Linked DNA regions of Mus musculus: all the other regions are linked to region 5. The links are chromatin loops, found by intact Hi-C in ENCODE. Cell type or tissue: heart. All regions are shown on one strand. Each heading gives the region's core, and the rest is flanking DNA. Links, peaks and the distances in the headings are about the cores only. Region 1 overlaps Ptges2 (prostaglandin E synthase 2). Region 2 overlaps Fam102a (family with sequence similarity 102, member A). Region 3 overlaps Slc25a25 (solute carrier family 25 (mitochondrial carrier, phosphate carrier), member 25). Region 4 holds the start of Dnm1 (dynamin 1). Region 5 has its middle 37 kb from the start of Slc25a25.

The links. Peaks named below come from ENCODE experiments on the same cell type or tissue, not always from the same donor. Only the 100,000 strongest peaks of a DNase experiment are listed, where the experiment ranks them.
Region 1: it touches region 5 in a loop (7-fold over the local background); 37 of 42 quality-filtered maps call a loop at or near these places.
Region 2: a loop joins it to region 5, with 10 times the contacts of the local background. A loop is called at or near these places in 37 of 42 quality-filtered maps.
Region 3: it touches region 5 in a loop (2.8-fold over the local background); 5 of 42 quality-filtered maps call a loop at or near these places.
Region 4: a loop joins it to region 5, with 5 times the contacts of the local background. A loop is called at or near these places in 5 of 42 quality-filtered maps.

The regions. Positions count from the first base shown.
Region 1 is chr2:32,401,717-32,407,915 of GRCm38, reverse strand. It overlaps Ptges2 (prostaglandin E synthase 2), which reads right to left. Exons shown (of 7, transcript NM_133783.2): 7 at 5,176-5,740. The coding sequence ends at 5,588. It also overlaps the pseudogene Gm13413. Among named protein-coding and RNA genes, the nearest start is that of Ptges2, 8.9 kb to the right of the region's middle. In heart, for the core only: a CTCF peak has its summit at 3,028 (motif pointing right); DNase peaks (open chromatin) are centred at 3,005 and 3,286.
Region 2 is chr2:32,563,036-32,569,234 of GRCm38, reverse strand. It overlaps Fam102a (family with sequence similarity 102, member A), which reads right to left. Exons shown (of 11, transcript NM_153560.4): 5 at 5,770-5,816; 6 at 5,476-5,633; 7 at 3,730-3,834; 8 at 3,431-3,647; 9 at 2,845-2,966; 10 at 2,678-2,747; 11 at 1-1,840. The coding sequence ends at 1,795. Among named protein-coding and RNA genes, the nearest start is that of Dpm2, 4.7 kb to the left of the region's middle. In heart, for the core only: a CTCF peak has its summit at 2,350 (motif pointing right); DNase peaks (open chromatin) are centred at 894, 2,084, 2,382, 2,652 and 1 weaker place; H3K27ac peaks cover 480 bases.
Region 3 is chr2:32,421,221-32,427,419 of GRCm38, reverse strand. It overlaps Slc25a25 (solute carrier family 25 (mitochondrial carrier, phosphate carrier), member 25), which reads left to right. Exons shown (of 10, transcript NM_001164357.1): 2 at 5,821-5,947; 3 at 6,030-6,117. Among named protein-coding and RNA genes, the nearest start is that of Naif1, 26 kb to the left of the region's middle. In heart, for the core only: a CTCF peak has its summit at 3,406; DNase peaks (open chromatin) are centred at 2,897, 3,299, 3,709 and 5,383; H3K4me3 peaks cover 1,782 bases; H3K27ac peaks cover 2,977 bases.
Region 4 is chr2:32,350,005-32,356,203 of GRCm38, reverse strand. It overlaps Dnm1 (dynamin 1), which reads left to right and starts at 2,875. Exons shown (of 23, transcript NM_001301737.1): 1 at 2,875-3,155. The coding sequence starts at 2,995. Gm39787 (a long non-coding RNA gene) reads right to left here and starts at 445. Exons shown (of 2, transcript XR_866125.1): 1 at 1-445. It also overlaps the pseudogene Gm52590. In heart, for the core only: no CTCF peak of the experiment used is centred there; DNase peaks (open chromatin) are centred at 2,853, 3,353, 3,763, 5,550 and 4 weaker places; H3K4me3 peaks cover 2,205 bases; H3K27ac peaks cover 2,209 bases; H3K27me3 peaks cover 2,212 bases.
Region 5 is chr2:32,485,079-32,491,277 of GRCm38, reverse strand. No RefSeq gene overlaps it. Among named protein-coding and RNA genes, the nearest start is that of Slc25a25, 37 kb to the right of the region's middle. In heart, for the core only: CTCF peaks have their summits at 2,423 (motif pointing left) and 3,867; DNase peaks (open chromatin) are centred at 2,407 and 3,997; H3K27ac peaks cover 1,448 bases.

The DNA of each region.
Region 1 (6,199 bases), core at 797-5,796, 84 kb after region 5:
GGCCAGCCTGTGGTCCTGGAGGGAGCTTTCTCTCTCCTAGCACTTGCTGAGGCTGATGGAGAGGGCACCAGTGTGGGTATCTGCCTCCCTGTACCTTTACAGACGGAGACACAAGAGATCTCGTTCTTTCTCCGTGCCAAGTCCCCCATTCATTTCTCTTTCCTACCCACCCTCTACTGGGGGCATCTCTGTTTGCCTCTCAGGGCTGCTCCTACCAGGAACCACAAACTCAGTGACTCTGAACATGCCAGTTTCTGGAGGCCTGAAGTCCAAAGTCAGTAACACTGCCTAGAGTAAATGTGTCAGCCGGTCTGGCTCCTCCTGTATGGTTTGTCTTCTAGCTTCTGGAAGCTTTTGTGCTCTATGACTTGTGACCCTTTCTGACTCCCCAGCCACTGTGCTTCCACACAGAGATACAGCCTGACTCTGATCCTGTCTCTGTCTATTTGCTTTATATTTCTAATGTAGCTCAGGCTGCCCTCAAACTCACCTTGTAGAGGAAGAAGATGACCTTGAACTTCTGATCTTCCTGGGTTTTACTTCCTGGTGTTCTGGGTTTACAGTTTTGTGACACACTACCTGGCATTCTGCCTGCCTCTCTTGATTGCTTTTAGAGCCTGCCTAGACAAATCTCTCCATCTCGAAGTCAGCAGTTTGATCCCACCTAGAAATTCCCTTCAGGACATCAAGTGCAACATGTTCTGGGGATGACGAGCTTTGAGTCAGCTCAAAGGGGATCCTACATAGGGATCCCACAGCGTGTAACCACACACTAATAACCCTAGCACTCGGGACGCTGTAAAGCAAAGTATGTATGAGGCCAGCGGAGCTACACACTGAGTTCCAGATCTTGTCTCAAAAGACAAACAGAAAGGTACTCATTCTCTGGTACCACCAAGCATGCCCACCCACCGAAACCCTTCCTATTGGGTTAAAAACAGTAGAAGTGATGTCCAGGGAACATGGCGCACTGGAGAACCAGACAATTGGTTGGCTCTGTGGTTAACACAAGACTGCTCTTACAGAAGACCCAGGTTCAGTTTTCAGCACCCATGTCAGGGAGCTTACAATGACACTCTCCAGCTCCTGGGTGTGTGTGTGTGTGCAACGGATGCTCCTTGCCTCCATACGCATGCGCACACACACTCGCACAAGCACGTGCACATGTATGTGCTCAATACTTTAAGATAGTTCTTCTAAATATTTTTTGACTGTCCTAAATTGTTTATTGGATATGAATTTTACAAATATCATGTGTATTAGCGGTAATGGTGGAGCTGGAGAGTATTGCGCCTTCTCCAGGCTGCACGGTGGGAACCACCAATAGTGTGGTGGAACTTGTGGCCCTTTCCAAGGCCACAGCTCTTTCGGCCAGCAGATGTCAGCCCACGCATCTCTGTGTTTGTGGACTGGTTTGGTGATCCACTGGGTGTCAGGATTTCTTCTGATAGCTTTATGGAACGGATCAATGAGGATAACCTCAAAAAATTTATATGTGGAATATTCACCAACCCAGTAGGAATTCAGGACTCTCAAAGCCCCACAATGACGCCCAGCTCTCCTCAGCAACAGACTGAAGGCTTCGGACAAATTTCAGCTGGTTAACACCATGGTGGACAGGCTTGCCATAAGTTGCACCCTTAGGAACTGGGCGTTTACGACCACCACGGCGGACATGAATCCTGTAAATGACATAGCTTTGCTTAGCCTTGTACCCCAGTCTTTGAGCTTTATCAGGCCGGGTGGGGCGGGGAGCCCTGTGCAACTGGCGGTATTGCCAGCAGCGGACCCTCAGAAGAAAGCGCATCACATAGGACTGCTTCTTTCTCCATAGCTCCAGGATGTATTTGTATGCACCCATCTTGGCTCACCTGATGGCTGCCGCCAGAGGAAAGCATCTTCTAAATATTTTTAAGTGGAAATTTGACAAAAACAGGAAAAATCCCTTAGCCCTCCCTGGGGGCTCTCTCTCTCTCTCTCTCTCTCTCTCTCTCTCTCTCTCTCTCTCTCTACCATGAAGGAAGTATCTCGTTCTCAGGATTCTCCAGGATTTTCCGGTGTCCTTGACTCAGTGCTGAGAAACATAATGTCTTAGTCAGGGTTTTATTGCTGTGACAAAACACCATGACCAAAAAGCAAGTTGGGGAGGAAAGGGTTTATTTGGCTTACACTTCCATACTGCTGTTCATCACCAAAGGAAGTCAGGACAGGAACTCAAGGAGCAAGAATCTGGAGTGGGAATGTGGAGCAGGAGCTGATGCAGAGGCCATGGAGGGATGTTACTGGCTTGCTCAACCTGCTTTCTTATAGAACTCAGGTCCACCAGCCCAGGGGTGACATCACCCACGACGGGCTGGGCCTCCCATATTGGTCACTAATTGAGAAAATACCTTACAGCTAGATCTCATGGAGGCATTTCCTCAAGGGAGGCTCCTTTCTCTGCAATGACTCCAGCTTGTGCCTAAGTGACACACAAAACCATCCAGTACACACAGGGATGTTATTCTGAGGCAGAGAGCTGATGTCACTGATTATACACAAGCCTGCAGCATCTTCCAAACACCTCTGGACCCCAACCTCACCAACCCCACAGATGCTCACTGATGCCAGTTCCCCGGAGGAATGAGGCTTGCCCAAGGTCGCAACCAAGAGAGGACAGAGGCCCAAACTCTGCTCAGCCAAGACTATGGGCAACATGATGTACATCTATAATCCCAACGCTTAGGAGATTGGAGGAGGTACAAGTTCGAGGTCATCCCAGGTTATATGGCAGGTTCCAGCCCAGCCTGGGCTACAGAGAGCTTTCTCAAAAGCAGACCACAGGAGACTTAGAGTGAACATGACAGAGACCAGGCACTGGTCCCTGGGACAGTTCTGACCCCTGTGAAATGTGATTTTTCCTACTTATCTCCAAATGCTTAAATGCTGGAGCTATCAGCCCAGACATCTATTTGGACAATGAAGATCACCTAACCAAACCTGAAATTGGCCACAAGGTGGCAGCACCATGTTCCTTCCATCTCCTGAAGGCTTTGTAGGCTCTCTAGTGCCTCCTGGTGGCTGTGGGAAGCACGCTAAAAGAAGAAAGGTAAGCTTGCTAGGCCTAGTGAGTGTGGCCACTTCAGTCTTTCTCCATTAAAGTCATAGGAAGCCAGTCTGGCTAGCATGGTCCTTGGGGTTTTCATCACCGGCCAGCCAGTGCAGTCTTCTTCCACCTACAGCAACCTCTGGGGAAAACACTCAGGTTTGATTCCCCTGGCTCCACCAGCCCTTCTGCTCTCTGTGGAATGCAGAGGCAGAAGAAAACACGAACATCATGTCTGTGGAGATGAGGAGAGAGGGTATGTCTGATACCTGAGACACAACCTACCTGCTTCCTAAATCAGATGACCTCAAGGGGAAGCCAAGGCGAAACACAACTCAGATGACTTCAAGGGGGAGCCAAGGCGAGACACAACTGATCCAGTGCAGGAGCATGGAGAACACAGGCTACCAGCAGTGGGATTTCCCGGGCTATGGGCTATGGTGTCCTAGTGAGGAGACATCTCACCACAATATGTGTGTGGTGGTTCGTATATTAGCAGGTGTGGCCCTGTTGGAGTAGGTGTGTCACTGTGGGCATGCCCTTTAAGACCCTCATCCTAGCTGCCTGGAAGGCAGTATTCTGCTAGCAGCTTTCAGATGAAGATGAAAGACTTTCATCTCCCAGATGAGTCTCCTCTCAGTTCCTCCTGCTCCACGCCTGCCTGGAGGTTGCCATGTTCCTGCCTTGATGATAATGGACTCAGTGCTGTACCTATAAGCCAGCTCCAATTAAATGTTGTCCTCATGAGAGTTGTCTCCGTCATGGTGTCTGTTCACAGCAGTGAAATCATTACTAAGGCAATGTGTATACCAGCTGCTTCCTTGGGTACAGTGGGATTGAGGGGTGAGTCGGCCTCCTCGAGGTACCAGGGAACAGCAGTTGACAGAGCCTTGAGAGGGGACATGGAGGCTGGGAACAGGGATGCTGCTGTTCAGGCTCTGCTTCCCTACCTGTAGCAGCAGATCACCTGCAACTGCAACCTCACAACCTGTGAATTCTGAGGATACCTCATCTGCATAAGAATGAAATTCAAGTGCTGCTGGACATGACCTTTTAAGGGGAGAGGGAGTTTAACACGGCCATTGGACTACATGACCTCCTCCGGGGGGCAATGGTGGGGGTACAGGCTAAGTGCTGGGACATGCAGGCTTGGGGTTTGGCTATGCTCTACCCCAATCTTGCTCCTCTGCCCCTCCCTACCACCCCATGGCTTTGCAACCCACAGAATGCAAGGATGGAGAGATGAAGGTTTGTTGGCTCACAACCATCTTAACTCCAGTCTTAGGGGATCTGAAGATTTCTTCCAACTCCACAGGCACCAGGCATATACATGGTGCAGACACGTATGCAAGCAAAAACCCGTACACATTAAAAAAACAAAACAAGATTCTACGGACTGTCCCAACCTGGGTCGACCACAGGCTGCCTGAGGGACCCTCAGCAGTATCTCTGGGGCACAGCCCCTAATTGTACAGCAGAGGTTTATATACCTGGCCTTGTTGGGCCTGGTGTCCTAATGTGGACTTGACCTGTACCCATCCCCCAACCTCCTCATCCCACGGTGACATCGTTGGGTGTTTTGTATTTTGAAGCTGGCCTCAAGCTCAATATGAATGAAGGTGATTTAGAACTTCTGATCTTCCTGCCTCCTGCCAGGATCACTAAGTGCGCATTACCACACCCTGCATAAATGACAGCCCGGGTGGAAACCAGGGCTTTATATGTGCTGAGACAGCATGCTACCCACTGAGCTGCGCCTGCAGACCCACTCTGTCTTTGGGAGACAGGGTCTCATGCCGCAACCCCAGACTAAACCCCTACTCCCACCTCAGGTTGTGGGGATTACAAGCGTGTGCTCCCATACCCAATTTCCCCACAACTTTCTCAGAGGCAGGACTATCAATGTACCCATTTGACAGATGGAGGCTTGGACAGGAACATCACTGCCCAGAGCGCCATGGTCAGTGGGGAACATAATCAGACTAACACCAAATCCTGGTGATGTTCAGTGGGCACCAACTCCACGGCAGAGGCACCAGGGCTAATACAGCCTGCCGTGGCAGCGCCAGCAGCACCATTGTCAGACCAGAGGGGGTGGCAGACCTCTCCTTTATTACAAATACAATAGTCCCAGGGGCACCTTCGAAGAGCTGAAACCTGGAGGCATGTGGGCGGGGCTTTGTTAACACACTGCCTTCCCCTCCTCCAGGGCAGGAGCCAGTCTGATCCCTGTCAACAAGGGACTGGGCCCTAGCAGAGTTGAAAAGGAGTCCCTGTTAGGGGACCAGGCCTCTGAACTGGGGTTGAAGGGTAGGCCTTTGAGACCCCAGACCCTTTACCCACAGAACAGCTGTAAGTTTGGGCCTTGTCCTCAGCGTCAAGGGCCCTAGAAATGTCCAGTATCAGAAGCAGAGAACTGGGGGCTAGGTGGACCAGAGACAAAATGACTCTGCCCTCTGTGAGCACAGCCAGGGGCTGGTCCAGGTCTTGTGTCCCTAGCAACTAGTCTTTGCAGCTAGGGTTGACATGATGCACCGAGGGGGCTTCTTCAATGGCCCGCTCCATCCGCAGGTACCAAGGCTGGATGTGTGAGTGTCGCATCAGGTCGTCGAAGGCCTCCAGACCCTCCATCACTCGCAGCACACCATACACTGCCTAGGGAGGGATCAAGGACCAGTCACTGCACTGGGGCCGTGGGGGCACCAAGGCCTCAGATGAGGCATCCACACTGCCTGGCTGCTGCCAGTTGTGTAGGATTTTGAAGAGGAGATATCTCGGCATTTGGTCAGACCAAGGCTAACTTACAAGACTGCTCAGGGATAGGGTCTAACACCAGGCCAGTGAGACTTGCAGGTTAAGGCCTAGAGCCCATGCATGCAGCGACTGAGCTAGGACATTGGACAGGAAGCCTAGGCCATGCCACTCCAACTTAGGCCCCTGGATCCTGCCCAGCCTGAACCTTCCTTCAAGAGCCTTGCAGGTATGAGAACCATGGAAGCTGTTTGCTTTTGCTTTTCCCCTGACAACACACACGCATGCACACACACACACACACACACACACACACACACACACACACACACACACACACACACACACACACACACGGAAAAC
Region 2 (6,199 bases), core at 447-5,446, 78 kb before region 5:
GGATGTGGCAGCTCTCGTCTACTGGAGTGGCCATCCAGTCCCAGACCTTGGCTTGAGTTAGGCAGGGGCTCTTGGTTTGGGGCAGTCTTCCTGACAGTACCAACTGCTTGGTTTGGAGCCCTGGAATTTAGAACTAGACCAAAACAATGCTGACTGGGGAAGGTAGTAGACAAGCACACTAGGGCTCTGTCCATCTTCTGGTGGTCACCTCACCTAGGAACAGAGCTGCCAGAGTCCCTTAAAGTGCCAGGCACCTGCTGGGCAGGATGGAATCTGAGCTGCCGGAACCTTCTCTAGCCATGTTCTGCCTTGCCTTGGCAGCATCTTCTAACATTCATCTGCTGATTAAAACAACGGCTACAGAACCTATAGAAATGATCTGGTCCTGACACCAGGCAGCTCTAAGACCACAGCCCCAACTTTTGCTAGCTGAGGAAGACACAAACTAGGCAAGGACCTTCCCAACCTGGGGAGTCCAGCCATCCCCACCCACAGAAACAATGTCCCATACTCGCCTATCCCCAGCCCTGCTGGGGTGCAGGTGGAATGGGGAACAGAGGCACCTATCTCCCCTTGTTGGGGTGGAAGGAATACAAGAACTGTGAACTCAGGAGGAAAAACACCTTAAGGGGCCAAGGAAACACCAGCCTGCTGGGTTGATACAAAGTGAGTGAAACTTAAGGGGGTGGGAATTTATCCAGGGCTGAGCTGGCAGCCTATACTCTCCTTAAGCAAATTATAGGACAGAAAGTGCTGGGGTTGGGGAGGTACCAAGAGGGTGAGTAGTAGGGGGAAGACTCCCCAGGGAAAGCACACCCCTTGCCCAGGAGGGCTGAGGCTCGTCTGGCAGGAAGCCAGCTCCAGTTCACCCAGTCACAGGCCACCTGGCTGACTCTCTAGCCTGGAACCCAGCCCAGGCCGGCTGACATGAGAGCAGGGGAAAAGGCCTTTGCTTACCCAGCACGGCTGGGCCTCGTCCTTCCTTTCCTGCAGGAAGGCCAGCTGCTCAGGACCCAGCCCTGGGCAGATGGAACCATGATGCTCAGGCCCTTCTAGGCTCCGGTCTTGGGTCTGAGTTTGGGGTTAATTAGAGGGAAGGGGTAGTGCCACGTTCCAGCCGGGCGACTGTACCCTAGGTCTGGTTGCACAGCAGACAGCACCCAGGAGGTCTGGAGAAGGGCAAGGGCCGGTGGCTGTGCTGGGGACAAGCATGTGCAAAGTGCAGGCTGCAGGGCAGCAGGAGGACAGTTAAGGAGGTGGGGTCTCAATCCAGAGTGTGGGGTTTGAGGTCTTAGCTCCCAGGAGAGAGCTGCCTGCAGGTCTCCTCAGGATAGAGAAAAGACAGTGAAGCAGTAAGCAGAGGGTCACAGGTGGCAGGGTTCTGGGGTGGCCCAGCTCGTGAAGGGCAGGGACAATGGAGCAAGTGCCCCGTCAGCCTGGCTGAAGCTGCTGCTCCTGAAGTGGGTCGTGGGGGATGGAGGGATGGGGCAGGCCACAAGCACCCAACATGGAATGGCTGTGTCCTTTGCTGGGCCCAGGTCCTCTCCAGTCAGGGCAGTCCTGGCCAGCTCCATCTTGCCCCATTTTCTAGTGGTTCGGAGGACAATATTCACAGTGGCACCCAGGACCAGTGGTTCCAGGGTGGATGGGAGGAAAATGGAATGACGCTTTGGGGGCCAGTGTGGCTAGAGTAAGAGGAGGCACAGATGCAATGCAGAGCAGATCCTCCAGGAATGCCACGGGCCTGGGTGCCAGAGATGGCAGGACCCTTCTTCAGCCGGACTCCTGGGTCCCTCAGTGGCTCTCAATTACGACTGGCTCGTAGACTCCCGAGGAGACTCTGCAGGGTGGAGAAAGGTGAGCAGTTGAGAAATTGCAGTTGCCGAGCAATCCCCTGGCCAGAGAGCTTCACATGCAGTTACTCTGCCAGTCTTTAACAGTCCGGCAGAAACTGAGGCCCCAGAGGTGTTCAGTCATTTGCTCAGGGTGACAGAAATAGCATCAGAGTTGGTAGTGGTGGTGGTGATGGTGGGGTCCACAGCTGTGCCTGGTCCCCTCTGGACACCTGCTGTGTACCCACCTGGGTGGACCAGTCCTCTCATAGTGACCCTGGCAAGGAGAAACTGTTCCCTGTGTCATCTGACAAATGAAAACAGGTTTGGAGGACTGCTAAGATTCATTAAGAAGGCAGGAGAAAGGGAAGGGGCCACATCTATTCTCCTCCAGGTTAGTTTCCCTCCTCCAATCTTGGCTTCTCATTTTGCAAATGGCCTAAGGAGGTTCCTGTGGTTTCTTGCTCTTCCACCCTAGGCAGCCCAGGACTGATGGGAGAGGGTGGTTGTAATTTCTAGTCTCAGCCAACAGGGGTCAGCAGAGCAGCACAAGACATACTCCAAAGTTTTTGTGCTCTGGATGCAGAAGTTCCAAAGACATGTTCCTAGCTCCCAGGAACACAAGGAAACGCCCCAGGACGCCCCTGCACACTGGACACTACTCTCACTCACTGCCTCAAAGGCCTGGGGAACCATAAATACTGCAGATCACTTTGTACAAAGGCCTATGGGAAGGCATAGTTAGCAAAGGACTCTGAAGGTGGTGGGGCCCAAGGTCACTGGTAACAAGAATGTTTGAAGCTGGGGATCCCATGGTTGTCTCACCTCCCTGTCCCCGCCCCTACCTGTTGCCCAGCTGAATGCCGCTCAGTGTGGTGGAGCCATCACGGCTCACGAACAGCCGAAGGTTACTGTCTGTGGGGACAAAAGGGAGGATGAGGCTAAGAGGGACAGACAGGGACAGCCTCTGGAGGCCACCCTTACCCCAGCTGGCTTGGAGTGAGCAGCTCACCCTCAGTGTTGCTGCCATCAGTGAAGTCCTGGCTCTGCATTATCTTCTCCACAATGTCGTCTGCATCAATTCGAGTGTCATCTACCCAGGTTGGGTGGCTCTCCACAGAGTCTTTCTTTCGCCTTGGGGGAGAGGGACAGAATTATGACGGCACAGTGACAAGTTCAGCAGCAAGACAAGTATGCTCCCAGCACCTACAACTCTAAAGCATTTTATGCACACCCCATTATGCACTTCACTTTAGCCACCCTTTCACCTCATTCATCTCAGGGGAGGGTGCTGACAAGCAACAGACTAGGACTAAGGGGCTAAGGAGCCTCCCTGAAGCCAAACTACCTGTGTGCTCAGACAAGGTGTGTCGTGTCTATACACATTACACACAGACCCACCCCCGGCAGCACTTTTACACTCAGCCCTTGGTTACAGCATAATCATTTGGCACGCTGAGATGGAGACTCTACTCTGTCTAACCCTGTGTGGGCAGATGCAAAGAGCTGGAGGGAGCACTGCAGGGAGCACTGAAGGGAGCACTGAAGGGAGCACTGGAATAACTGTTTACCAGGCAGCCCCAAACAATGAGACTCACCGAAAAGAGCGATCTGATAGATGCAAGGGGCGTGGGGGGCGTGGGGGCTTCTCAGGAGGCCGAGGTGGCTTCTCAGAGGGCCGATGCTCCCTCTCCATGCCCTCAGGACCCTCTACAGCCATACTGAGGCCACCAGAGGCGCTGCTGCTGGTGGATGTATTTCTGCGGTGTGTCAAGTCAGACAGGCTGGAGGAGCGAGAGTGCTCTGTACTGTAGCCTGGGGGGTGGACAATATTGGGGAGGTGATCACAGGGGCCCAGGGCTGTGGGAGGTCCCAGGGTTAGGTCCCGACCACTCACCAGATAGCTTGGACTGCTGGCTGGCATAGCTGGAGTTGCGGGAGTGGCCAGAGTGGAACACCTCCTCAGGACTGGACAGGCTCTGGTCTGGCTCCTCTGGTAGTCCTGGGGAGAGGCGCAAAGCTCCATTAAGGTGCTACCTCACTTGTAACCTCAACAAGCCTTCCATGGGGCACTGTGACTCCATTCTGCAGACTGAAGACCAAGGGCTAGAGAAGCAGCAATCTGCTATAAGCCACATGCTACTCTCGGTACCCAGGTAACCCATTCCACAGCTGTTGGGAATACATCTGTCACAGACCTTTAGCCAGTTATCTACAATCATGGTGAGTGGTGTGACGCTAAAGCAGCACACGTGCAAGGCCTGGTCAGTCTGTGGATCAGGGAAGGCTCTTCCCAGACCACCTAATGCCGTGTTAGGACACCAAGGAGGGGAGACGCAGGCAGCAGGCACAGGGTCTTCCATGTGGGATGGCATACTAAAGGCCTTAAAACTGACAAGAGCTTGGGTTCAGGGACAAATCTGGGAAAAGGGTAGGTCTGGGTGGAGGATGCTCCAGGTCATTTCAAAGCAAACTTCCCTTGTGCTCCCCAGCTGTAAACACAAGAGAACTAGGTGGGCCTAGGCATGGACCTAGAATGCATACATCCGAGTCCTGCCAACCAACACAGAAGGGGAGGACCGGACTCACCCTTTCCTCCTCCACTGGAGATGAGCGTGTATAAACAACCAGGCTACTGGATGAAATCTGGTCTGCCCGGATTCCAACCAAAGCCATGTAGGGTTTTGTTTGGTCTTTTGAGATAGGGTCTCACTCGGCAAATGACCTAAAACTCATGATAAAGACCAAGCTGCCTCTAACTCAGAGATCCACCTGCCTCTGACGTCTGGGATGAAAGATGTGCACCACCATGCCCATTTTTTATTTTAAGATAGGGTCCTCTGTAGTCCAGGCCAGCTTTGAATTTACTATGTAGATTGAACTTCAGATCCTCTTGCCTCTACCTTCCCACTCTGGGATGATACACATGGGCTAAGCCAGCTCAGGTTCTCAACATGTTTTGTGCATGTGGCAGGCAGGGGAACCAGCTGCTAAGACACATGGGTCTTCAAGTACTACTCTGCCCAGAACAGAACTGTTTACTCAAGGGCAACTCCTGTGCTGAGATAACCTTGTCTCCTCTGCTCACCAGCCTCCATAAGACAGAGAGCACAATGGTGCCGGGAAGCCCCTCTGCCTATACACAGCAAGTCAAGGCAGGTAGCAACAGCAGCTTTCTGCACTGGACCTCCCCTGGATGCTGGGTCTGCAAGAAAGCTGGGCGTAGGGAAAAGCCAAGCCCTGGTAGTTAGGTCTACCCTAGGTCTCAGGTCTGGAGGGCCAGCTCCAGACATGTGCTATCTGCTCACTATTCACCTTGGGGCTTCTCCACCTCCCAGTACTGAGTAGCTCTAGGAGGGTATGTGGGGTTGAAGCTATCATGGTATTCACTCACGATCAATGGCAGAACCAGCAGAAGCACGCTGCCCCTTCTACCACCCTATCACCCTCTTTTTGAAACAAGGTCTCACTGATAGCCCTGGCTGGCCTGGAACTCACAGATCCTTTTGTCTCTGTCTTGTGAGTGAAGACATCTTGCCTACCATGCCTGCACCTACCTCTTGATAAGCATTTTCCTGGGACAGAATGTTCAGGGGAGAAGGTGGTCATAGGCAGGGGAGAGATAAGCAGATGAAGATGGTACCTGAGCCCAGGATGGTGGGCCGGGTCTTGGGGGGCCGGGATCCAGTTAGGGAATTGGTGCTGCTGCTGCCACCGCTGCTGGTCCCACCACCTTTACACGTCAGCTGCAGGGAGGAGTCCTGGCCCGGGATGGAGATGGATTTGGCGGTAGACGGTGGCCTTAGGAGGACAGAGGGGTATGTGACTGGGGTGCTCCAATTTCAGAATCAAGCGGAGCCAGGGGTACCCCAGAACCTGAAGAAAGAAAGACTATCTCATAGCCCCCGTTCCCACTTATAGCCAGGATGACACTCACGTCTTGAAACAGGGGTCCCCAGAGAGCAGGAACATGCCAATGGTGACCTAAGGGTAGAAGGTAGACATCATTACCAGCTGCTAACACCAACTCAGGGCAGCCTCTGAGCTCTGGTCCCAACTCTGTCCCTTCCCATGTCACCTGCTGTGGTGGTCTGTGTATGCTTGGCCTAGGAAATGGCGCTATTAGGAGGTATGGCCTTGTTGGAGTAGGTGTGTCACTATGGGCATAGGCTTAAGACCCTCATCCTAGCTGCCTGGAAGGCAAGTCTTCTACTAACAGCCTTCAGATGAAGATACAGAACTCTCAGCTCCTCCTGTGCCATGCCTGCCTAGATGCTACCCTGCTCCCCACTCGATGATAATGAACTGAACCTCTGAATCTGTAAGCCAGCCCCAATTACATGTTGTCCTTTATAAGACTTGAGTTG
Region 3 (6,199 bases), core at 495-5,494, 64 kb after region 5:
CAGCACTTGGAAGGCCAAGGTAGAAGATTCTGAGTGCAAGGCCAGCCCAGGCTACCTAGAGAAACTATCTCAAAATTAAAAAAAACAAAATCAACAACAAAAAAAACCCTTATTGGAAATGTGGGTGTGGCTCAGTTGTAGAGCACTTGCCTGACATTCAGGGTCCTGGGTTCAGGCCCCATCACCATAGAAAATGAAACAAAGCTAAAGCTGAAATAGAATTGAGGTATCATTGTGAAATGACATGCTGATAATAATCACTTTCAGGGCATTTCAGAGAACATTCCTTTATATATAATTTTTTTTAATGTATGTGAGGTCACTATTGCTGTCTTCAAACACACCAGAAGAGGGCATCTAATCTCATTACAGACAGTTGTGAGCCACGATGTGGTTGTTGGGAATTGAACTCAGGACCTCTGGAAGGGCAGTCAGTGTTCTTAACCACTGAGCCATCTCTCCAGCCCTGTTTCTTTGTTTTTCAAGACAGAGTTTCTCTGTGTATCCTTGGCTGTCCTGGAACTCACTCTGTAAATCAGGCTGGCCATGAATTCACAGAGATCTGCCTGTTTCTACCTCCTGAGTGCTGGGATTAAAGGTGTGTACCACCATTGACACCACCACCACCACCGCCAACTAGAAATTCCTTTTTAATTATTTTTATTTTATATGTGTGAGTGTTTGGCCTGTATGTATGTCCACGCACCATGTGCATGCCTGATGCTCTTGGAGACCACAGAGTGTTAGATTCCCTGGAACTGGATTTACAGATGTTTGTGAATCATGTGAGTGCTGGGAATTGAACCCAGGTCCTCAGGAAGAACAGCAAGTGCTGCTAATCTCTGAGCCATTTCTCCAGCCCATTTAAATTTTTGTGTGTCTGCGTGTGTGTGCTCTGCTCCAAGGTTGGAGGACAACAGGTAGGTACCTGCTCTCTCCACCATGTGTCCCAGGAATTGAACTAAGTGGTCAGGCTTGATGACAAGTAGCTTTACCTGCTGATGAGCCAACTCACCAGCCTTCACCCAGAAACTTCTTGCAAAGCCCCTTCTGTGAGTCAGGCAAGAGGTGGGTGAAGGCCAGGGCATACACTAAAGCCTCTGTCTTTAGGACTCCAGCAGTAGACTTCACATGTGTGCTAGAATAGCTCCAAAGCAGAACCTTCTGGATTGGACAATTTCATTGGTGGCTGAATCTGAGCAAGAATCTGCCTGGATAAAGCCTTCAGGGCACTCCAAGGCCTGCATTTACAAACTCAAGTCTCAGAGAACCTAAAGTGCCCTGTTTGTTAGATTCTGTTTCAGTGTTATACATATACAATGATTCAGCATATCTCTCTCTCTCTCTCTTTTTTTTTTTGGGGGGGGGGGTTTCAAGACAGGGTTTCTCTGTATAGCCCTGACTGTCCTGGAACTCGCTTTGTAGACCAGGCTGGCCTCGAACTCAGAAATCTGCCTGCCTCTGCCTCCAGAGGGCTGGGATTAAAGGCATGTGCCACCACCACTCTGAAAATCCTTTCACTTTTGCTGATCCCCAAATGGTAGCTTTCCATTTTAATGCATCCGAGGAGTAAGAAGGCTTAGTCTATATTAGGAAGAGATGGATGGAGGATACATTGTAGAAGGAATGGGGGTGGAACCAATCCGTCCTGTCACAGTGACGTGATCTCGCCCTCAGCAACTCATCTCTAGGGCCGGGAGGAATTTGCAGGCAGGCATGGAAAGACTCCTCCTCAGCAATGATGTATCTGGGGCTGGGAGCTCAGCAGAGAGAGCATGTGCTTCTTTGCAGAAGACCTGAGTTTGCAGCACCCACACCCTGCTTCTCACAACCACCTGTAAATGTAGTTCTAGGGAATCTGGTGCCTCTGGCCTCTGAGGACACTGCATGCACAAGCCTGTGTACAACAGCCCACAACACACACACACACACACACACACACACACACACACAGAGTTACAAATTTTAAAGTAAAATAAAAAATCAGATCCTTCCAGCACTCTTTAAAGTGTGGATCTCTCGCTGGGTTGGCGGTAGACAACTGTGGTAATGGGATTGGCGACAACCACATAACAAGCATTTTCAGTGAGCGTAGGCGAGGGGTCCAGTTTTATTTCATTCTCTCTTCCAGCTGGTGAGTAAGTCTTGTTCTAGTCATTTTATTAGTTTCTGAGATAGTCTTACACTGTAGCCCAGGCTAGCTTTGAACTCTCAACAGTCCTCCTGTTTGGCCTTCTGAGGGCTAGGATTACCAGCCTGGGTCTCCATGCCCAACAACTGGTCAGATTTATGTTATTGTGAAACAGTTTAAGGGAGGAAGGGTTTGTCTTGGCTCCATCATGATGGCCAGGAGTCAGAGAGAAGGGAGCAAGCCTACAGCAGCTGGCTTTCTGCTCTACCGGCTTATTCCTTCTGGAGTCCCATTCTGCTCTCAGGGTAAATCCCCGAACTTGGTTAATCTTCTCTGGAATTACATGGACACACCCAGAGGTGTACTTTACTAATCTCTCAGGCACTTCCCAATTAGTCCAGATAAACTCAGAGCCTTCTGTGTGACAAACAGGTACTTCCCAATTAGTCCAGATAAACTCAGAGCATTCTACCCCCGAGCCTCCATCCCACCCTGTTTTAGACAGGTTTAATATGTCGTTTAGGAGGGCCTCAAAACTGGAGATCCTCCTTTATGCTAGCTAGGACTGTAGTTGTGAGCCGATAAGCCTGGTTCATTTAATTGGAGTTCACTTTAAAAGGCTTCATTCAGGGTGGTAAAGCAGAATTCTCAGGGCTACCATCAGACCAAGGTTTCAAGTGTTTTCAGTGGGCTTTGACAAGTATAAGTCTCAGCCTTGGCTAACCCCAGTGATTGATGGAAGCGATTCCCAGGCACTGAATACTTGTGGATTCTTGGGTCTGTGTTCCAGGACAGCTGAGGACTTGGCATTCAGATGTCTCTCTCAGTAGTCTGGGTCAATTTTCAACATCTCTGATGCAGTCTCTATTTTCACTGTTTTCAATTGGGAATGATTTACTAAGAAGAGAAAGCTGCTATATTGTGTGACGCATTTGAGGACCTTGTATGAAAACAGACACTTGACTGTTTATTTGGAGGGGTTGACTGCCGGGGTAAAGGTTTGTTTGGGCATGGGACTGCAACCCTAGGCAGTGCCTGCTGCCTGGGCTCCAAGAGTTAACTCTGCAAGCAGTGACGTCAGTCCTGATCTTTGCTCTTCTGCTCTTGAGCAACCTGATACTGCCGGCTACTGAGGACTGTGCTTATTGGCTGCTGGCTGCACTTACAGTGGGCGGATTTTTTTTTTTCAATTAAGTAAAAGGGCAGGACTTAAGCAGCCAGTGACAGCAGGGGCCGGTATATCTGGTGCTAGTTTCCTGGGAATACCGGCATTTCCCACTCTTGACTTCTGCTAGTACTTGCTCCTGGCGGTGGCTGAGCAACCGGTCTCACCAGCATGCTCTGCCTGTGCCTGTATGTGCCCATCGCCGGGGCGGCTCAGACTGAGTTCCAGTACTTTGAGTCCAAGGGGCTTCCTGCCGAGCTGAAATCCATCTTCAAACTCAGTGTCTTTATCCCCTCTCAAGAGTTCTCCACATACCGCCAATGGAAGCAGGTCTGTATGCTGAGTGGGTGCCATGAGAGGCAGGCAGGGACTGGTTTTGAGTGGAGAGATGAATGGTACCTAGGCATGACTTCCTGGCCTAGAGAAAAGAATGTCTGAAATGTAGGTGTTTCCCCAGCCCTTTGTGGCTGTAGCCAGCAGTTGTACGTCACTGTCATGGGAATGGCTGGGTTTTGTGTAATTTCCTGGGCTGGGAGGGAAGGCACTTGTGGGAGATGGAATCTCTAGATAGGAGATTGGTACAGATGCAGGCCCCTAAAATGTACAGGATGTCATAGAGTCCTGGACTGTCTCACTGCTGTGGGACGTTTGTTCTTGTGACTCCAGGGCAGAGTGTAGAGGCACTCTGGGAAAGAGAGGCTAGGGCGGTCTTCACTCTTAGACTTTCAAGTGCTTAGGTACCCCAGGAAACAGGATGCCAACGGTGAGCCTGGCCCTTTTCTGATGAGAAACTGAACCTGGCTTTGGGGTTTACTTTGATGCACTAAATTTCATGCTGTCCCCAGTGCTGGTGTGTGGTTTTGTGCATCTCAGAATGGAGACACATAGAATGGAGTTGGAGTGGCTGTAAAGGGGGAAAAAGCAAGTCTTCTTTCCCCCTCCCTGCTTTTTAAAACAATGTCTCTATGTATCTCTGGCTGGCCTGGTACTCAAAGAGATCTACCTTTCTCTGACTCCCTAGTGTTGGAATTAAAGCCATGTGCCACCACAGTTGGCATTTCTTCAGACAAGGTCTTGGTGTGTAGACCAGGATGACCTCAAACTCTCAGATGTCCTCCTGCCTCAGCCTCTCTAGTGCTGGGATTATAGTGTGCATCACCATCCCCACAGATACAGGACTAACTGTTAGAGAATATTTTTAAATAGGGTACAGTATGCACAGTTGTGGGTGGTCTGTGTCATGTGGCATTACCCCAGAATAGAGTACTTTGATGGTAGATAGCCTAGGGACAAAAGATAAGAGTTCTGTGTGCCTCCTTCCTGAATGGCATATAGACTTTTCCCTTCTACTTGACATCTGGGGTGGTGACCCTTGGCTAAGAGCACAGATGTTGGCAAGAAGTTAATCCCAGTTAGCAGATAAGATGTGTTCAATCTATCCCACATGCCAACCTCAACCCTTCACATGGTTGGCTCCTTGAGATAAATGTCTACTCTCCCCGCAAAAAACCAGTGGCTAAGTAAGAGGGGAAACATGATGACCACATTTGGACTGCAAGCTAGCCCGTGGTCCATCAGTTTCTAAACCCTAGCTTAAAACTCTTTGACCTAGCGTGTTAACTTGAACAGTGAATGGATTTGTCCATGAGAAAACCAAGAAACATTTTCCTTAGGAGATTCTCTGTTTTGGATTTAAAGTGCTCTCCCCAATAAATTAGATAGACAGACAGACGGACAGACCTCAGTAAAGCTTTTGCATACCCCATTCCCCACTGAGTGGAGAAGCTCCAGCTGCTTTGCATGCAGCTGGTGTTACAGCTGCCAGGCAGAGCTCACCTAAGACGGGCGCTGCTGCAGATCAGGGTCTCTTAAAGCCTTGCGTCACTAAACTAGTAAAGCTAACCTGGCTGGCGTTCAGTGCCTGGTTGGGAATCTGGGCTTGGTTAGAGCTGGTATCCCTGAGACCAAGGACCAGAATGGCAGTACCGTCACGCATGAGCTCAAGAATAGTTGCCCTTGGCTCCTCCTGTCTGTCTCACACCCTCCAGAGTGTTCCCTGGCAATGTTTCTGCCAAGTAGGCATTGTCTGAACCTTTACCCTCATCACCAAATTCTTAGTGGGTTAATGCCACACAGGGGATGGAGCAAGTAGCAGGGTTCCTAAGGGACTCTAGATTCCAAGGCTATCCCCAGCTCTCAGCCAGGAGTGCGTCTGTAGGAGAGCCAAGCCGCTGGCTGTGTAACAAGCTGGTCTGGGGAATGTTGGAAAGAGCAAGCACCTGGCTGCCCTGCTGGCCTCTCAAAGCTTTCTCCTAGGAGTATCTCCTCACCAGAGCAAGGTGGGCCTTGCTTGGCTTCTGGATAGCCTATGGGTATATGGGGAGATTGACATGATGCCTAGGATTCCCATGGGCTGATAGAGCCTTAGAGATAGGACATCTTGGGTCATTGTGGAGAACAGTTATTTCCTGTTGTGATAAGAGGCTAGTGAGCAACATCTCAAGTCCTTATTTTGGTTCTCTAGAAAATTGTGCAAGCAGGTGACAAGGACCTTGATGGGCAACTGGACTTTGAAGAGTTTGTACATTACCTCCAAGATCATGAGAAAAAACTGAGGCTGGTGTTCAAGAGTCTGGACAAAAAGAATGATGGTGAGTTTAGCTATAGCTTCTCTGCCGGGCAGGCCTTAGCTTACTGAATGCTGGACCCTGCTAATGGTTCTCGTTGTCACAGGTCGAATCGATGCTCAGGAGATCATGCAGTCCCTGCGGGACCTGGGTGTCAAGATCTCGGAACAGCAGGCGGAGAAGATTCTTAAGAGGTGAGTGAGTGTGGTGAGCTTTGTTCTAGGGGATGCTTTAATGGCTTTTGGACTAATTTGTGTGCTGTTCACTCTTGGCCTG
Region 4 (6,199 bases), core at 689-5,688, 140 kb after region 5:
CACTTGGACTCTCTCTGTAGAAGCCCTCTTTCAGCCTTGACAAAACTATTTCTCGAATAGGGGGTCAAAGGGTATGTCAGGTGCGTTTGCTTATCAATTGACACCTGTGTGCAATATCCTCTGCCCACAGCATCACCCTCTTCCACACCCCAACTTCAGTGTGCCCAGCAATATCTAGAGAACTTGGTCCCTGTTACACTCAAGTTGTGACACACAATGTCCTGGGTGAGGCCCGGATTTCTGACCAACTTCCCACCATGTCCCAGTGGCTCCAGGATTAAGTATCACAGGGCAGCTAGCACAATCTCATTTTGTAAAGATAAAAGGTAGGCTACAGAATGAACTCTCAGCTCTAACACTGACCCAAAGATGGGAAGATAGCCCTGAGGCTTTCAAATACTTCTGGAGAGTGTGGTTTTTTTTTTTTTGGAGACAGGGTTTCTCTGTATAGCTCTGGCTGTCCTGGAACTCACTTTGAAGACCAGGCTGGCTTTGAACTCAGAAATCCACTTGCCTCTGCCTCCCGAGTGCTGGGATTAAAGGTGTGCACCACCACGCTCAGTGAGAGTGTTCTTTCTTTCTTTCTCTCTTTCTTTCTTTCTTTCTTTCTTTCTTTCTTTCTTTCTTTCTTTCTTTCTTTTTTTTTTTTTTATTTTTTTTTTTAGATTTATTTATTTATTATATGTAAGTACACTGTAGCTGTCTTCAGACACTCCAGAAGAGGGCGCCAGATCTCATTACGGATGGTTGTGAGCCACCATGTGGTTGCTGGGATTTGAACTCCGGACCTTCGGAAGAGCAGTCGGGTGCTCTTACCCACTGAGCCATCTCACCAGCCCCCTTTCTTTCTTTTTTTAATTATATGTAAGTACACTGTAGCTGACTTCAGACACTCCAGAAGAGAGAGTCAGATCTCCTTACGGATGGTTGTGAGCCACCATGTGGTTGCTGGGATTTGAACTCATGACCTTTGGAAGAGCAGTCAGTGCTCTTAACCACTGAGCCATCTCACCAGCCCGAGAGTGTGGTTTTAACAGTAAGTTTTACCACTGTGTTTAAGGGGTGAAATCATAATACTTAGCTGGCAGGAGAGACGTCATGATCTAGAAAGTGGTTTTCCCAAGGTGTGCTGACCCTGTGAGGTCCCCAAATGTGGGGAAACTCAACTGCACTATTTGTAGCAGTGGAGCACTAGAGTCACACTTTCCCCTCAGAAGGATAAAGAAGAATAACAAAAGCTCAGTTGCAATGGTCCAGACAGACATCTTCAAACTGTATGCCCAGCCTAACTTGATGGTGCTGGTCACCTTGGCTCACATCCCTGTCCTCTCTAGGCTGGCTGAGAATAGCGGCTCTGGATGAGGGGTATTGGGGCTGGTGTTTCAGCTCCTGGATTTCTGATGTGGTTGGCATGGTTGTTAATGAGGGTCAATGCACACCAGGTCTGGGCTGGGCCTCACACAGACATTCTATTTTGTCATTGTGCCAACTCTACAGATTAGATAGCTATGACCCAGAAATGACCCAGAGGTAAGGTCTGGGTGGTTCTCCCCTAACTGGAAATCCCTTCTCACTGGGCTCATGGTCCACACACTTCTAGTCTCTGTTCCAGCATTATTATCCTGTATGAGTTAACAACACAAGCCCTGCCCCAGCCCTGCTCTCCACTCATCACCCCCGGAAAGAGTCATATTTATTGGCATATGACCCCTCCCTTTTCCACTTGACTTTGAGCCACTTGTAGGTGGCTTGTCACTGCCTTGTCTCTGGGGTCTAGCGGGAGCTAGCCTGCTCAGCAACCACACATTCAGTGGGTGAAAAAAATGGATAGTCTCTAATGCCTAGGGCACTTCCCTAGTCTCAGAACATAGAAGTGACCCGATAACCCTCTCTTTCTTGGCTTCTTTGTCAGGAGTCCTAACTAGGTCCTTCTTGATGCAAAAGTGAGTAGCCGAACCTAGATCCAACTATCTGTCTGTGTGAAAAGGACAGGCAAGTATGGCTGCAAGAACCCCTGGTTTGAATAGCACTATTTGCCACTCTGGGCCTGGCGCTCATCCTCTTGGAGCCTTAGAGTTCAAGACAAGAACTTTTGCCTCTCCTCGGCAGCACTTCCTAGGTATTGGGGCCTTTGCACTTCCTGTCCACTCCATCAGGGTGTCGGGCCCCTTCTTATCAGTTAGGTTCCCTTTCAAAGGTAATTTCTTTGGAAAACCTTTGCCCCCTTCTGGCTAATGTGACTTTCCAAGCCCTGTTGGTTTTCTCTGTTTCTTCTAGTACAAACGCTCTTCTGTGTCCCGTCTATCCCACCACCTGTAAGATCTCTGAGTGTAAAGTCCCTAGCTGTTCTGCCGAGTTTTGTGTCTGTAAACTTAGGAAGGGGTCTAGCTTATCATGGGCTCCTGGTAATTTGTTGAATCAATGGTTTTTCTTTCTTCCTCCTAGAACCAGAAACACTGAGGCCCCAGGATAGGAAGGAATATGCTGCAGATTTTTGATTAGTGTCAGAACCTAGACTAGAAAGGCTAAGTGGACTAGGGTTGACTTTGGTCAGCTGACTGCAGCAGCCTGTGGGTGCCAGATCTTCCCTCTAAGGCCTCAGTTTCTCCACTGGGAATAACTGCTGAAATGAAGTAATCATGACCACCACATACTAGCCCATTTCTAGAGTTAGCACCCCTAGCCATCACCAAAAGTATTATCTTCGGTGCAGCATCCGTATCCCAGAAACACAGGTAAGTCTCCCGAAAGCCGCAGAAGAAGAAAACGACAACACCCATGGCGCCCCGCGTTGCGTCTGCGCATAGTGACCAGTCCGCGAATCCCCGCGCGCCATCTAGCGGCGGCCTGGAGAAGCGCTCCGCTCGGATCCCCGAGGGGCGGGGGACCCGCGGCGCACGCAGTCGGGATATTCGGCTGCAGCCGCGAAGCCGGGGGCCAAGAGCCAGAGCAGGAGCGGCGGCCGGATCGCAGCCCGCCGGGCCCGCCGCAACCATGGGCAACCGCGGCATGGAAGACCTCATCCCGCTGGTTAACCGGTTACAGGACGCCTTCTCCGCCATCGGCCAGAACGCGGACCTCGACCTGCCGCAGATCGCCGTGGTAGGCGGCCAGAGCGCCGGCAAGAGCTCGGTGCTGGAGAATTTCGTGGGCAGGTAGGAGCGGCGCGGACACCCGCATCACGGTGCCCCGGGTCCCCACCCCGGGATCCGACGGTCTGGGCGCTGCTCTAGCGGACCGAGCGCCCCCGCCCCCCGCTTGAGTCCTGGGGTCCGCAGCGCCCCCGCCAGCCCGCGGATATCAGTGGAGTCCCCCCACTCACGCCCCCTCGTTCACCCCATCGTCTGTAGAGCGACCTCGGCAGAGAGCTGTCCTTGATCGCCAATACCCTCACCGAGGGGGCCCACATTACTCAGCGCCTCACTGGGAGCTGAGAGCACCCAGAGGGCAATATCCCCTTCCTGGGCTCCTTGGAACCCGCTCTGACCCCATGGGAATTCCTGGTCGTGACAGGGGACAGCCCCCTCCCCCAGTCCCTAGAAAAGGACACAGCCCCATAGGCATCGGAGACCAGGCACAACCCCCCCACCCCGCACACGCACAGGCGCGCGCGCGCGCGCGCGCACACACACACACACACACACACACACACACACACACACACACACACACACACCTCTGCGGCTCCCGCCGCCATCCGTGCGCAGAGAGGCAGAGGGGGAGGCGCGGGCTGCGGTGCGAGGAAAGGAAGGGGGGGGATGGCAGCGGGAGGAGAAGCGGCCTGTGAGCCTCTACGGAGCAGCCTGCCTTCGCTGCACCCCTTGGGAAGGGGCTGCTTGTCAGCGTCCTCCTCCCCTGGCCTGGCAGAAGGGTTGTGATGGAGAGAAAAGGCGGCAGAGGGCAGAGATGACTAAGTCCAGGAGGCAGGATGGCGAGGAGGGGGGTGGTGAGCCATTGCAGAACCTAATCCTCCTCTGGCCTCTGATCCCACAAGGCTCTGGGAAGGCCAGGTGGCAGAGTGGAGGAGAGCCTTAGAGACAAAGGGTCTTGGACTTAGAGGGGGCAAGCAGGGTCGTGACCCCCCTCCGCACCACCTCCCTAGGCTCCTTTGGAGCTAGGGAAGACAGAAGTGGCATTTCTGGTTCTTAGAAAGAGCAGCTCATTCTAAGCTCAGGTGCACTCTGGGAAGGGGACTGCCAGGACCAGAGAGGATGCACCAGTGCTAACCTTGACCCCTCACCCGCTAGGTGCAAGCTCTCATCTTTCTAGAAAGTCTTGCTTTCTTGCAATGACCTTCATGGCTAAGGAAATGACAGGCGTGAGGGAGAGGGAGGCGGCGGCGGCCCCTCCTTCCAGAGAGGAACAAGCATTCTGTGGGGTGACAGCTGGGTCTAAGCCAGGTGCTGCTGGAAAACCTTGGGCAAGTCACTTGCCTTTACCAAACCTCAGTGTAGTATGGACAGACTGGAGGGTTGATGCCACCACTTACACGTCCTGGGAAGCCACTGTGAACCCACCCCGGGGTGGGGGTGGGGTGGCGGGAGGAAGGGGGCCTGAGTGAGAACCATGTAGTGGTGAGATGTAGACGTGCCACAGTGGAAGTAGCTCTGTCTGTCTTGTCAGCAGAGAGGAGCAGCTGTCTCTGGATCATGTGACCCCAGAGCTGCAGATACAGGCAAGAAACCATATAGATGAGCCCCTTCCCGGGGGTCCAGCAGTCAGGGCTGTTGGGGATGGAGGAATGTCCAGCGCCCTGAAGACAGGGCCGTGGAGGGGTGTCGTGCACTTTACAGTGTGCATACCACAGCCCCATCTCCCATGCTCTGAGCATTTGCTGTTCTAAGCCAGACTGTGTGCTCTAGTTAGGGGGTGCAAACTGGAGCCCTTCCCTGCTTTGCTGTAGCCCCTGTGATGCAAACACAGTGGTGTCCACCCTATAGACGGGCAACTGAAATTAGATGCTTTTCTCAAGGTCACATATTCCCAAAGAGTGACACCTGTCAGACTCCATCTTGATCCTGCATTGGTCATGGGGACTGATTGGAGTGTAGACATCTGATTTCCCATTTGTAGAATGGGGACCCCTGGAAGCTTACCCGGACCTCCTAAACCAGTACAAAAGCCATTTGCTAAATCCATGGAAGAGAGACGCTTTGAGAGTCTAGAGACTGGGAACCTGTCCATGACGTTTTGCCCAGTGCAGTACCCAGCCCAGACCACAGCAGGTGATAGCCACAACTGTTGACCTGTCGAGAGGCCGCTGCTCCAGCCAGGAGGGCGTGGAAGATGCCCAGATGCAGGTCTGGGACGGAGGAGGAGCAAGCGGGCAGGCTTGTTAGCCCTTAAAAGCTAGTGAAGAAGCCACAAAATGAGCAGCAGCAGTACTGAGGCTAGGGGTGGGGTCAGGCTCCAGCCAGCCCCACCCGTGACCGACCTCACAGATTCCCTACCTCTCTGCCTAGCTCTGGGTCCCCAGACTCGTGAACATGGTAACAACAGCTCTTTCTCCTGGGCCTTTCAGAGCGCCAAACCCCCACGGAGAGGAAGTGGGAAACTCCCTAGAGGAAACAAGCCAATTCAGGCCAGGCAGGCTCCCAGGCATCCAGGAGGACCTCGTGTCAGCTCTGCAATGGAGGTGACCCAGCAGCTGTCCGGGACCCTGCTAGGTCTTGTCTGAGTCTCTGCTGTTCCTTTCCCTTCCCTTTACAGAGGCCAGCTCACTCAGTCATTTAGCTGTCATTCTTGGAAGGTCCACAGCGGTCACACTAGAGAGTCTTTGGTGAAGCTGTGCATTCTAGAGAGAGAAACCGAGACACCTGTAAGCTGCACTCTGTCTCCCAGGAGTTGGGCTGCCTTTCACACGGAGGGCTCAGAAGGTCTTAGAGGAAGGTTGCACCCAGGAAAACCAAGCAGGGCCAAGCTATGTGAGAAGCTGGGAGAAAATAATCCCAGGCCAGTGAACAGCAGTTCAAAGGGCCTGGGGCAGGAAAGGGTCAGTTTGAGATACAAACAGGCACCACAAGGTTTAGGCAGGAACGGTGGGACAGGTGTAGACAGGACCTCCATCTGTGAGCCCTCAGGCCATGGCGAGGGATTTGGTTTGTTTTCAAGATCCTTGGAGTGGTAGGGTGACCTGAGATGCTTCTGACAAATGGGAGACAGGAAGGAGGCAAGAGCCACGTCTAAGGACACCCCTCCA
Region 5 (6,199 bases), core at 349-5,348:
ATCCCCTGGAACTGGATTCACCAACAGTTGTCACTGCCATTTAGGTGCTGGGAATGTGTGTGTGTGTTATATAATATATTATAATAATTACATTATAATAATATATATTGTTGTCTTAGAATTTTATTGCTGTGAAGAAACACCATGGCCAAAGCAACTCTTATAAAGGCAAACATTTCATTGGGGCTGGCTTACAGGTTCAGAGGTTCAGCCCATTATCATCAAGGTGGGAGCATGGCAGCATCCAGTCAGGCATGGTGCTGGAAGAGCCAAGAATTCTACATCTTGATCAGAAGGCAGCAGAAGGAGACTCTCTTCCACACTGGGTGGAGCTTGAGCATAGGATCTCAAAGCCCACCCCCACAATGATGAACTTCCTCCAACAAGGCCACACCCACTCCAACAAGGCCACTCCTCCTAATAGTGCCACTTCCCATAGGCCAAGCATATTTAAACCACCACAATTATATAATCTATGTATAATTATTTATATACATGTGTATATAAATGTACATATATAAATAATTATATATAATCACATATTATATATTTATATTAGATAAGATCTTGTAGTTCTGGTGGGCTTAGAAGGGCTATGTAGGCCATGCTGACTTTCTCCTGTTTTCATCTCCCAAGAGCCCTTGCTGATGTTCATTCCACAGGGTGTGTCCTAGTGGAACACTATTCAGCAATAAACAAGAACAGACTAGCTGGGCAGGGTGCCACCTCTGCAACTCCAGCACTTCTGAGACTAGGGAAGAGGACAGTCATGGGTTCAAGACCAGCTTAGGTTCCTGAATGAGATTCTGTCTCAGAGATGGCTCAGTGACTAGAAGCACTGGTGGCTCTTCAACAGGCATGTGCCTGACTTTGGCCCTTGAAGAACAAGCAGTTTTTGGTTTTAGATTATTTTATGTGCATGAGTGTTTTGCCTGTGTGATCCTGCACACCTGTAGTGGCTATTCCTGGTTGTCAACTTGACTATATTTGGAATGAACTACAATCCAGAATTGGAAGGCTTACCAGTGACCCTAATCTGGAGGCTGGGAGATAGAAGTGTCTGATCTAGATCTTGGTATGGAGATCTTGAGGCATAGTAGCTATGGATTCCAGAAGATTAAGACAGGGAGATCTCTGAGTTCAAGGTCATCTGGGATTAAAAGTGTGGTGCCACCACACCTTTACTCTAGGCTACACCTTCTGCTGGAGACCATGTAAGGACATTGGAAGAAGGGAGTATCATTCACCTGCTTGCCGTGTGGGACTGAGCAACTGCTAGATCCTTGGACTTCCATTCACAGCTACTACTGAACCATTGTTGGGAGTTGGACTGCAGAGTGTAAGTCATCAATAAATTCCCTTACTATATAAAGACTATAAGTTCTGTGACTCTAGAGAACCCTGATTAATACAATACTACATGCGTGTCTGACTGCCAAAGAGGTCAAAACAGATTCCCTGGAACTGAACCATCTACAGGTGCTTGTGAGCTGACGTGGGGGCTGGAAATCAAACCTGGTCCTCTCCAAGAGCAACAAGTGCTCTTAACCGCTCAAGACCCATTTTGCCAATCTGTCAAACTAAGCTGTTTTGCTGAGCTGAAGCATTAGTTGCATCTTTGAGATCTGAATCTTTCGTCAGAGATAGATTTAACAAGTATTTTTCTGCTGATTTACCTATTCTGTTTAAAGCCATTGATAAATGGCTTTAAACGCCCCCCCCCATTTTATTGGTTTATTTTTTCTATTTCCTCTCCAATAAATCAATGATTTTCATTTTTTACGTTGGTGTGTGTGTGTGTGTGTGTGTGTGTGTGTGTGTGTGTAAGCATTCTACAGGTTGGCTTTCAGGAGTTGGTTCACCATCCATCTTCTTCCACCATGTAGACCCTGGGGCTCAGAGTGTCAGACTTTGTGTCAAGCGCCTTTCCCAGTGAGCCGCCTCCAGCCTCAGCAAGCGCTTCTTCGGGAGAGAACCCTGCCTGCTCTGTGGATCCCCTGTGAGAAGGCAGTGAGCTTTTTTTTCTTGCTCTGACCGCACACCGTGCTTCACTTTGGAAGGTCATTTAATCTTTTGGAGCCTCAGTTTCCCCTTCGAGGGGGTAAGGAGAACATTACCACCCAGGGGAGGGAGGGGTGAGTGGCAAGATCGGACAGGAACATGGTCGTCAGGGGCGCAGATGCTTCCTGGGCTGAGCAGGTCTAGAACCTTTGGAGTCTCTAAGCACTCTGAGCACTGTAGGGGAAACTGAGGCCTAGAATCTGGTCTAGGATGGGTGGGGACCCTGACTTCTTTTCCTGAGCTCTCTTTGCACCTAGGACAGCCCCCTGGGCTAGCCACCAGAGCTCTCCCTCCAGCTGGAGCTGAGCTTGAGGCTTGGTACGGTTTCTCTACCGCCACCTACAGGACAGAGAGGTTCACAGCCGACAGTTTCTGCTAGTCCCGGTCCTGGCAAATTAGTCACAATGCCTCCTGCAGGCCCAGGCTGGAGCCAGACTGGGTTACTTGAAAAATGTATCATTCATTTCATTGCCTAAAAAAAGAAAAATGCCTCCTGTTAAAATATAACAGCACTGTCGGGCATGGTGGAACACTCCTTTAAACTCAGCACTCGGGGCAGGTGGCAGAAGGGGTGGGGGTGTTAAAAGGCAGGTAGAGCTCTGAGTTCAAGGCCAGCTTGGTCAATAAAGTGAGTTCCAGGACAACCAGGCCACAGAGAAACCCCGTTTCAAAAAATCCAAACCAACCAACCACCACCACCAGCAAATATATGCATATAATATATATACATTATATATACACACAATATATATATATTATATGCAGGTAAATATAACATACATGTAGTGTACACACATATATCTCAGCTCCTTTCCTTATCATTTGGACATTTATTTTGAGCTAGGCTTGGTGAGCACATACCTGTAACTCAGCACCTGGGAGATATAGGCAGAATGATCAGGAGTTCAAGGCCAGGTTCAGCAGACTGGGCTACGTGGAACACCGTGAAGGGTGGGGTCTAAGAGATGGCCTGTGCTGCCCTTGCTGAGGACCTGGGTTCAGTTCCCAGACTGCTCAGGGGTGAAGGACTTACATTCAAGCCTGGGAAACTGAACCTGATCCCAGGAAGTCACTGGTGCAAGGAGGTGACTTCCACACACGTGCAGTGTGACACATGTGTGGTGGCACACACTCTGTGCCATCACGCAGACATACACAGTGAATAGTAAATCTAAAAGACACACACACACACATATATATAAATTTCCAAAGACTTTTAAATTTTTATTTATTTATTTATTTATTTATTTATTTATTTGTGGTTTTTTTCGAGACAGGGTTTCTCTGTGTAGCCCTGGCTGTCCTGGAACTCACTCTGTAGACCAGGCTGGCCTTGAACTCAGAAATCCGCCTGCTTCTGCCTCCCGAGTGCTGGGATTAAAGGCGTGCGCCATGCCGGGCGACTTTTGTTTATTTTTGTTGTTATTTACTTATGAGGCAGGGACTCACTATGTAGCCCTGGCTGTCTTGGAACTTTACTAAGTAGATCAGGCTGACTTTGAACTCATAGAGATCTGGGATCTGCCTGCTTCTGCATCCCAATTGCAGGGATTAAAGGCTTGTGCCACTATACCCAGCAATGTTTATTTTCTTTTTATGTCTTTTGGTGTTTTGAGTGCATGTATGAAAGTACCCCAAGATCACGCAGTACTTAAGAAGGCCAGAAGAGGGCGCCAGATGCTTTAGGAAGCGGAACTTACAACAGTCTTTAGCTGTCATGAGAATGCTGGAATCATGATTGTACATACATGATTATGTATCATGCAAGAGCAGCCAGTGCTCTCAACCACCAAGAAATCTCTTCAGCTCCACACATTTTTTTTTAAAGATTTATTATGTTTTAAGTTCCTGTGTGTGGGTGTTTGGGCCAGCCTGTCTGTGCATCATCTACATGCAGTACCCTCAGAGGCCAGAAGAGGGCGGAGGCTCATCAGGAACTGGATGGAGTTCCAGGTAGTTGTGAGCCACTGCACGTGGGTGCTAGGAAATGAACCAGTCCTCTGCAAGAACAAAAGAGTTCTTAATCACTGGGCTATCTCTCCAGCCGCAATACAGTCCTCTGTATGGGCAGGTGACCCTGTACATGAACACACATATGAGTACAGGGGTCTGTGGAGGCTGGAGGTTATTAGCAGGTGTCCTCCTCAACCTCTGCCTACCTTATTTTTTTGAGAGGGTTTCCTTCTGAATCTAGAGCTTGTCAAATCAGCTAGACTGGCAGGCACTTAGCGCAGGAATCCTAGCCAGTGGTAGGATTATGGGCACATGAACCACCTGGGAATAGAGCTTGGGTCCTCATGCTTGCGCAGTAAACACTTTGCCAGCTGAGCCGCATCTCCATCCCCTCCGACTCTCCTCAGAAAGCAGCAATACTGCAGCGAGAGCCCAGTACTTAGCTCATCTAGCCGGGGTCATTTCACCAGAGTCCCAGTTCTAAATCCCATCAACACATGGTTGGGTAGGTGGGTGACATGCTGTCATCACCGGGGTGTCCCTAGATAAGACTGCAATGCCTACTGGTCAGTAAAGGATGCAGAGATGTCAGTAAATCACTCTGGACAGGGCTTCAGGGAACAGCATCTGCTGTATTACACACCAGCAAGCACTCATATCGCGGAAGCTATCGTCTGTGACTGGTTAGCACATTACCTCAGACTGGACAGTGAGCGCCCATACCACCAGGATCTCGGTGCGAGAGAAGCACATAAAAAGAGATGTGGAGAGGGCAGCCTCAGCAGGCCAGCTCCCAACTGTCAGGCTACTTCAGAATCCTCTGTTCTGACTTCTGGGCATACTCATGAGCATGGTACACCGTGCTTCTTATTTAGAAGTGCCATGTGCCGGGCAGGCTGGCTGCCAGGTCAGGCCCACACTTTCTCCTACAGATAAGTCTCCGGTGCTAGTACTTACCCAGACAACTACTTTGATAACACAGGAGCTGTGAGGAGCCAACTGGGGAGAGAGACAATGTGAGAGGCAGAGGCCAGAAAAGAAAGCATCCTGCGGCTGGAGGTAGAAAGTTAGGGCTTCATGCCGTGACAAGCGGCCAGTGTGGCTGGCATGGGATGGATGAGAAGACAGGAGCTAGAGATGGATGCTAGAATGGGGTTGATCTGTTGGAATCAGCCTCCAAAATACAGTGAAGGAGGGGCACTGCTGAGTTTCAGACTGAGAAAAACATTGCAATATAAGAATTAGCTCAGGGGCTGGAGAGAGGGCTCAGCGGTTAAGAGCGCCGACTAATCTTCCATAGGTCATGAGTTCAAATCCCAGCAGCCACATGATGACTCACAACCATCCGTAATGAGCCATCTGAAACCCTCTTCTGGTGTGTCTGAAGACAGCTACAGTGTACTCACATATAATAATAAATAAATCTTTGGGCAGGAGTGAGTGGAGACAGAGCAACTACATGATGTCTCACAACCATCTGTCTGTCACAACTGTCTGTCCAGCTACAGTGTACTCCCATACAGAAAATAAATCAATTAGTTCATGCTCCTGTAATCCTAGCACTCAGAAGATCAAGGCAAGAAGATCAGGAGCTCCAGGCTAGTCTGGGCTACACAGTGAAGCCTTGTTTCACTCAATCCACCAATAAGACTTCAAGGCACAGAAAGTAGTCTGGTAGACATGGGATTCAGGTCTGCTTGGCTCCTACCTCTGAGCTCTCGGCCCCTCTGGCTGAGAAGCAGAGTGAACCAATCTACTTTCAAATCTGATCACCTCAGGAAGTGGGGACCTAAGAAGGGGGAAGGAGCTTCCCCTAAGCGGTACAGGGGGTCAGGGTCTATTTCAGAGATGAGGTCTCCAGGGTCCCAGGCTCCACACCCACACTCAGCTCCGGCAGCCAGGCCAGGCCAGGCCCCTGCTCCAGTTCTGAGGCCCAGAGAAACCATTTGGTGTTTGGAGAACAAAGGGCTGCTCCCTGCGTTCCAGGAAGCGGTGTCAGCTGGGGCCAGGTTCTTGGTCTGTACTGGTGGTGGCTGGTTTCAGCCACCTAGGTCTCTCCTACCCCATGCAGGCTCCAAGTGGACCTGGACTCCTCCGGAGGCATCGGGTGACACCTGCCCTACCCTAAGCTCTGTCCACCCTGCTGAGCACAGGGTGAAATCTAGGACTGTGACTCTTCAGTCCT